3 separate regions of the Mus musculus genome follow, and all the other regions are linked to region 3. Evidence: chromatin loops called from intact Hi-C (ENCODE). Cell type or tissue: left cerebral cortex. All regions are shown on one strand. Region 1 holds the start of Etaa1 (Ewing tumor-associated antigen 1). Region 2 overlaps Gm31674 (a long non-coding RNA gene). Region 3 has its middle 1.4 kb from the start of Meis1.

The links. Hi-C counts contacts between places; a loop is a spot of excess contacts. Peaks named below come from ENCODE experiments on the same cell type or tissue, not always from the same donor. Only the 100,000 strongest peaks of a DNase experiment are listed, where the experiment ranks them.
Region 1: a loop joins it to region 3, with 3 times the contacts of the local background. A loop is called at or near these places in 5 of 42 quality-filtered maps.
Region 2: it touches region 3 in a loop (6-fold over the local background); 5 of 42 quality-filtered maps call a loop at or near these places.

Annotation. Positions count from the first base shown.
Region 1 is chr11:17,952,365-17,954,864 of GRCm38, reverse strand. It overlaps Etaa1 (Ewing tumor-associated antigen 1), which reads left to right and starts at 990. Exons shown (of 6, transcript NM_026576.4): 1 at 990-1,302; 2 at 2,162-2,287. The coding sequence starts at 1,071. It overlaps Etaa1os (Ewing tumor-associated antigen 1, opposite strand), which reads right to left and starts at 895. Exons shown (of 3, transcript NR_131915.1): 1 at 780-895. In left cerebral cortex, a CTCF peak has its summit at 1,035; DNase peaks (open chromatin) are centred at 949 and 1,418; H3K4me3 peaks cover 1,606 bases; H3K27ac peaks cover 636 bases.
Region 2 is chr11:18,750,489-18,752,988 of GRCm38, reverse strand. The region is part of intron 1 of Gm31674 (a long non-coding RNA gene); the gene reads right to left. Among named protein-coding and RNA genes, the nearest start is that of Gm31674, 3.7 kb to the right of the region's middle. In left cerebral cortex, no CTCF peak of the experiment used is centred here; a DNase peak (open chromatin) is centred at 1,439; H3K4me3 peaks cover 258 bases.
Region 3 is chr11:19,019,070-19,021,569 of GRCm38, reverse strand. It overlaps a transcript of Meis1 not described here. Among named protein-coding and RNA genes, the nearest start is that of Meis1, 1.4 kb to the right of the region's middle. In left cerebral cortex, a CTCF peak has its summit at 1,066; DNase peaks (open chromatin) are centred at 1,058, 1,422, 1,679, 1,809 and 1 more place; H3K4me3 peaks cover 2,153 bases; H3K27ac peaks cover 1,516 bases.

The DNA of each region.
Region 1 (2,500 bases), 1.1 Mb after region 3:
TGAGACAGGAAGACCAGGAGTTCACAGCGAGACTGCATTAAATAAGGAGGCAGGGCACACATAAGACACTGTCTGAAAAACAAAAAGACAGACACACTTCATGATAAGGAAACTGGAGTGTTACAGATATAAAACCAAATAATCTTTATGGCTATCTTTAGTGCCCTAAGTAGCCATTAAGGACCCAGCTGTCAGGATTGGCATCCTGAAGGCTAGCAGGTAAAAACTTTGGAATGCACTGTTACCAGATCACTAACTTCCATCAACGAAAGGATGGGTCTCATAAATTATATCCTTACCTAAAGCCTATGGACGAATCATCTCCTGCTTTGCTGTAACCCACCTACTACCTGTTGTCCCCAACAAAGCGCCTGGCAAATGCTTTGTTTTTTGTTCTGTGACTGTTAAAGTCTGTGCGATTGCTTTTATATTGAAACATGTTTTTAGGCCAACCTGAATCAATGCTCCCTGGCCATGGAAATTATTACTTGATTCAAAATAAACACTATTTTATTCCTACTAAGATGACAGCTCTGTTTTGCATGTACAGTTTCCAGCGACTGTTAGTTTATTAAATTAATACGTTTTCCTACATTTTGGAGCTACGCACATAACAGAACATCTATGAACTATTGCGTTTATTACCTCCTAAACTATAGTCTTTATTTTCTCATATTATCGAATAACACACCATCATTTGAATCTTAGAAATAATCAATTAAATTTTAAATTCAATAAGAATCTGTCATTGTATATGAACTCTTTACTGTCTCACATACCAAGTTCCTGTCACAGATCCAGAAAAGGGTCCTGCAGTTCCTGCTAAGTTGGACGAGTCTGATGGTAGACCTCAGAAAACTCCTGTTTCCTCAGCCCTGGCCGCAGCCTTCTAACCCCGCCCCTCACACTGACGCAGCCAATCCGCACCATGCGTAGTAACCCGCCCCTAGACGGAGGCAGCCAATTAGAAGCAGCGTATTTTGCGCGCCCGACTTGCAAAGATGGCGCTGCACGGTGGCGCGCGGGCTCTCTGTCGAGCAGTTGCCCTGCTCCGCTGTAGCAAAATGTGAATGCAGCTGAAGGACGGTGGCACGGGAATGAGTCGGCGAAGGAAGCATGCGGACAGCCCTGCCCGGAGGAGCACGCCGCACAGGGCGGCTGCTAAGAACTGCCGCCCGGCGGCAGAGCCGTGGCTGCGGGAGTCCAGGGCGGCCTGCAGCTCCCAGCTCCGCCGGGCGGGAACGCGGTCTGCGCGGCGGGCGCAGCGGCAGGCAGCGGCTGACGGCGGGCGCAGTCCCCGGGGTGAGGAGAGGGCGGGGAGCGGAGCCTGGCGGTGCAGACCGGGCGGGAGGCCTGGGGCTGCAGAGCCGAGTCCGGTAAACCGGGCCTTTTCTGAACGTCTGGTTGTGGGCGGGGCCTGTGCCGTGGACTGTGTTCCGGAAACTGGGCACCTACGCTGGTTGTTGTTGTTTTCCTCGCTGTTTTGTTTTGCAAAAAGGGCCACCTCAGAAACCGTAGTGTGCTCCCGGAACTTGCTAGGTGTAACATCCGGTTAGCCCAGCAAACCGATGGCGCGTTCATTTCTGTAAACTTGGAGTTAAGAGATATCTATCCCAATAAGGACCAAACTCATAACCTCTATCCTAGGGTGTGTCCGTAAAATACAATGTCTGTTACCTTGCTTGTTTCTGCTATGAATAAAACGAGGCTGGGAAAGAAAAATAACATTGTAAACCTTCAAGTGATTCTAGACAGAGCTTCCCTAGAAACAAATCACTATTGGTTTTGGGGTGTATGGAGTAAAAAAAAAATTGGGTCGAGTTTACAGGAGGGGCCTTGTGAGAGTTTAGCTTGGCTTTCTGTTTGGATGCATTTCCTGTACATCTGCTGACGTCATGGAGGTACCTAAAGCCTGGTGATAGTAATTCAGTGATCAGATGGTATCATTCCTGGGCCTATGGAATTTTCAAAGAACACTTCCTAACTACAGTGCTAAACTTATGAAGTATTAAGATATTATTTTCATTGAAACATTTCTATTGTGGTTAAAGTAACTGTCTTTAGGAGACAAGCTTTGTATTGGACATGAAAATTAATTGTTTGACTTTAGCTTTTATGAAGTAACGTAACACTTAGAAGCAATGATTGTCATCTTATGCAGGAAAGGAGACGCCAGTACAAATCGTGAAAATGGATTTATTATCCTGTACCTTCAGTTCTCCAAATGATCCAGATGGACAAACTGATATCTTCTGGGATCAAAATTCTCCAATGACAAAGCAGTTAGGTAATCTGTTGTTATTTTTATGTGGGTAGGTGCTTGAAGAATTATTGTCGGTAAAATTTTAGTCTGGTAACATCATAATACAACGGTTTTGGGTTTTTTGTTTTGTTTTTTAGAACCTCATGTGTGATTTTTCTGTCTGATTCTAGGGTGGAGTCATTAAGTTGTACTGATTACAATTGTTTCCTAAAAAGTGACAACTGATTTTAGAATTCT
Region 2 (2,500 bases), 270 kb after region 3:
GTTAGAATTTTGCCTTAATATTTGAAATTAATTTCGTACTAGCCAATGCAAACTACGGAATGGCAAGTCTTACAATCTTGTCTGTCCTTGTCTGGCATCCATCCTCCTTCCAGAGTGAACAGAGGTATATCCATAAGCACCGGACACTGATTTCACAGCCTCATCCAAAGCCAGGCAATTCTTGAGGCAAACAAACAAAGGGGTGTGAGTGATTTCATTTATTTTGATAATCCTCTGTCTGCACAGGGGCACTTTGCTGTCTTTGTCAAAGTGAATGACAACAATTTGGCCAACTCTCTCTGAGCTGCACTCAACAGTGACAGGCAAATTATCAGAGGCCCTGCACTTCTTATTATCAGAGGAGAAGCCATCAGGGGGACGCAGGGAGGATGCCTCTCCCTTGTCACTATTTGTCAGTGGGACAAGGGCCACTGCTATGGGTAGCTGACAGGTAATTTCAACAATAACAATTACTCCTATTACTGGCGTCATAAACAATTCGTCCAAGGCATGACAATAGCAAAGCTTTATAATTCAATGCCATATAAATAAATGCCAGCAGGTAACAAGTAATTTAGCTCCAATCAAGCTTTCACCCTGGCATTAATATTGTTATTGCAAGAAAATGGAAAATTGAAAAAATTCAATATGTTAATGAATTAAGATTGGTTCAAGGGCTACAGAAGGGAAGTTGAAAAGGGAAGCCCAAATTATTATCATGTCATATTTGGTGGCAACCTGGGGCCAAACAGCAGTATAATGACTTTGAGACTCGAAGGGGAGTCTGGGGTGCTAGTTTAGATTTAAGCTTGAGAAAATGGGATATGTGATATGCTCTCTGAAAAACAAATCTGTCCTTCCTTCACTTCTTTAAGATATAGATGGAAATATGAGAATATATATACAACATAGAATTTTGCTGGCTTTTTTCCACTTGAAATATTTCATATGATGTGGGATATGAAGAGAAGTTTCCATCTATTTAAGGAAATATCAGTGCCACCTGCTTGCGTTACATTGAGTGTCATAATGAAACTATTTTAATAAGGCTTGAAAATTTAAATCCAGGGTGGAAAGCAAAGAGGCTGCCGCCACTCTCTAGCTGTGCACCCTTTGGTAGGAGGGCATCAGGGAATGTAGTTCAGTCTTTATATAAAACTTCCCGATCAAGCCAATTTGCAATTTTCGTCTGCGTCCAGCAAGACGGTGCACCCTCACAGTGACAGCAGCGAAGGGATTGGAAAGTCTCTAATTAGGAGAGCTGCAGAGCAATTAAAGCACGTCAGATCTCTCTTCAAGTGCCACTCCAGTTTTTCCTCTAAAAATGAATGGACTTTTTTCCCCTTTTGGTGTGTGTATCCCCTTAAGGCAATGTTGATTCAAATCTGCTCAAGATGCAGTGTTGCACAGCTAAGCATCCTCTTGATTACAGCCCGCCACACTCCTAACCTCGTTCATTCTCACTGCCACCGATACTTTGTCAACAGTCAAATTACACCACGCTGATAACAATGCATAACGCTCATCCTCCTCCCAGGCTGTCAGGAGGGGGCTCCGAAAAATGGGATGTTTTCATCTTCCCTGTTTCAAAAGGAAGTTGGTGTGATCTCCCCTCTCCCTGCCCCAAGTCGGGTGCTCCTTCCTAAAATTTAATTAGGTAATTTAAAGAAAAAAAAAAAAGCAACAGAAGGATGCCATGTGAGAATTCCTCCTGGCAGGGGACTGAGAGGAAGACCAGAAACCAGTGGATCTGCAGCCAAAGTTTTGCTGAACACTTTGTTCAGAGATGTTTTCAAGGGCACCGCTCTTGGTTAAATACCAGCTTTTTTCCCTCTTCACTTACGGACTGTAAACACTGGAAGCCTTTCTTGAACAGACAGTATTTATATTGTGTGAGAAGTTTGTTTGATGGCTACGTTTGCCAGAATTCTTGAAACAGCTCAGAACCCAGAAGACAAATGACTTTTTTGGGTGTGTGTATAGGGGGCGTGGGATTGCATATTGCGGATAAATGTTGGCGCATTTTAACTGCTATTTTTCCTGCTCGATTGGTGCAGGTTGCTGTGTCCTAGCCAGTCATCTGATCCCTTGAGAGACATTTCTCACTGGAAAATGAAAGGAAGGCAGAGATTAGAGCGTGATTGTTAAATTTAGAATTTTAAAAGTGTATCCAGATATTTTTTAATTAAAAAAAAAAGGTCACAACAAAAACAAGGTAGTGAGAGAGAACATTAGTGCATCTCATCACCGAGTGTTTACCTGATTTGACACCCCAGTCTTCTGAGTACAGACATATACTTTTGATTGTATGTTGTGAAAAATTATATGTGTTTGGCTAAATAAGTAGAATATCTCCTTTATTTTCAGTATTCAGTTCAAATCCTGCTCCTCCAACTTTCTCTCTCTCTCTCTCTCTCTCTCTCTCTCTCTCTCTCACACACACACACACACACACACACACACACACACACACACACACACACACACACACTACTGAGTT
Region 3 (2,500 bases):
GGAGCTGGGGAAGGGCTTTTAGGCTGTCTGTCCAGCTCAGTAGGTTCTATAATCCGCGGAGAAGTGGCTGTTTGGCCCAGCCAGATCAGCTTCCTTAAACTTGGCGGGGAAATCTCCTTCCAGTGAGCAGGAGGTAATTCAAGGCTCTTCCATGCCTGTTTTTGACGCACAAGTCTGTATTAATCTTCTAAATGATACACGGGGCGTTTGTGCAAGAAAAGAGCACAAGGATGTGATGGGGAAACTAAAAGCTTCAAACTTGAGCGTCAAAACAAAAAGGACACAGAGAGGAGACACAGAGGCACATGATGAGGGGTCGTGGGGCCTTTTATTGTTTTAAACAGTCGGATCTCTTTCGAGGCAAAGCCCATTGAAGGTTTGGGGTGAACATATGTCAACCTTCAGGTGTTCGTTGTTGGGGGCGGAGTGCTGGGCTGGAGGCCCGCACGCCTTGTCTGCTAGGCTTATCCCACGCGCACTGCCGCTGGTGTGAACTAGCCCGGCGCTGACTCGTGCAGACTGCTAAAAGCTGTCTTAGGAGGCTCCGTTGCTCGATAGAACCTGATTCCAAATCTAGGTTCTAATGTTTACCCTGTATCCCCTGTTCCGTAGACACCCTCTCAATAGAAACTTGAATACTGGCTGAAGAATGGAAACAGGTCTGTGACTTTGAACCTAAGAGTTGGCTTCAGTACCTTTCAGAGATGCTAAACCTTTTCCAAACAATCTCCGCGTGAAGGAAGCCTCCCTAGTCTTTCTCAGAACTCTCCTCAAAACCTTCCCCGGCCCCTGGGGTGAGGGTTCGGTCCGCAGCTGGCGGTGGGATGGGGGCGGGGGCGTTGGGAGCGTAGGCTGGCTGCTTTGGGGGAGAGAGCCTTTTGGCCACCTTCAGGGCGGGAATCCGGAATGGCAGTTTGCATTCCCAGCAGATCGAAGCTCCCTGCTGATCGATTATTTGATAATTGATTTTCCCCGCAGCCAATGCGCGGCTGCCTGGGCGGGGACGCCTTCCGATTGGTGGAGCTCTCTCCACGGCTGCCTACCGAGATTTGGGTGAGCTCATTTTCCAGTCGACCGCAGGGGGAGTTTTCTGCGAGGTTTCAGCTGGGGGGTGAGGGGAATCCTCTCCGAGCCCAGCGAGCTGAGAGCCCTGCCTGGGATGTGAGGTTTCCAGCTGCTCCGAGAGCTACTGTGACTGAGCAATCTAAGCCACGAGAGCCGGGCGCAGAAACATAAAGAGTAAAATAACCCCCACTAGATAGAGTAGCTGAAGAGTGAGAATAAAAAGACTCAAAAAACAATTTTAAGTCCAGGGTGTGGTATTTCAAGAGAGAAAGTTAAAAACCACTGGCTGGTTGGAGACTTTAAGTTGTGGGCAGGGTCAGCTTTTGTCTGAAATCTCAGCTTCCGAAGTGGATTTCTTTTTCTCTGGAACTGGGAGCTTTCACGGGGCTGGGTTCGGAGATAGACAAATTGAGAGATGGAGGTCTGGGAGGCCGGCTCCGGGCGTCGCCGCTGAAAGAGCTGGGGGTGGGGGGTGGGAGGGAGCGCAGCGTCTCCAGGCCCGAGCAAGGCCGAGGCTGGAGCCCCTCGGCGTCGCCCAGACAAAGGCAGCCCCAGCCGCAGCGCAGCGGAGCTCTGCAGCTTCGCCGCGCCCCGGGCGCACGGCTAAACTTGCCGGTAGCGCAATCGAGAAAGAGCCTCGGGTCCCGGGGCTCCCAGGCCCCGGCCGCCCGCAAGGTCTGGCTGCTTGGTGCCCGCGTTGAGTTTCGTTCTCCAGCGGTCATAAATAGCTCGGTGTTTGTAAACAAGCGCTGGGGGCACATTCCCGGCGCTCGGCTCATTGTTCCCTCCCTTCCTCCCTCACTTCGCGCGGCGGCTGGGGCTGAGGGCTGCAAGAGAGGAGGTGGGGACGTCCGGACTCAAAGTGACAAAATGCAAGCATTTCCTTTCCTCCGGCCCTACGTCCACTTCTGACAGCGGGGGGAGAAAAAAAAATAAAGAAAGAAAGAAAAAACCCAAACCAAAAGAAAAAAAAGAAAAGAAAAGAAAACCTCTAAGCTGAGTCTGCAGAACGCCCGGGCGACCGCTACCCCACGTTCTCAGGACTCTCGAGCGGAACCTTTTCCAGTCCAGTTCCAGCTCCTCTTCTTGCTCTGGCTTTGACTTTTCTCCTCCGGGAGTCTAGCAGAGAATCCAGTACTTTTGGCATCACCCCCACCCCGAAAAATACTGGCAGACCCCAATAATTTCGAGGAAAGTCTTGAAGTCTTTCATGAGCGGAGCCCTGAGCGAATTAACTCCGGCATCTGCCTGCCCTACGTTTATTCCCGATTTATTTCAAGCGTCCGCTTTGGGAAGAGAGGCTGGAAGGGGACGTAAAGCCGGCGGGTTGGGAGCTGCAGCCTGTATTTGTGTGCATGTGCCCTGGGTGTGTGGTGTTAGTGCCTGGGCGTGCGAATTTGTGGAGTGTCTTTCTGCCTCTCCAGTGCGGCCAGAG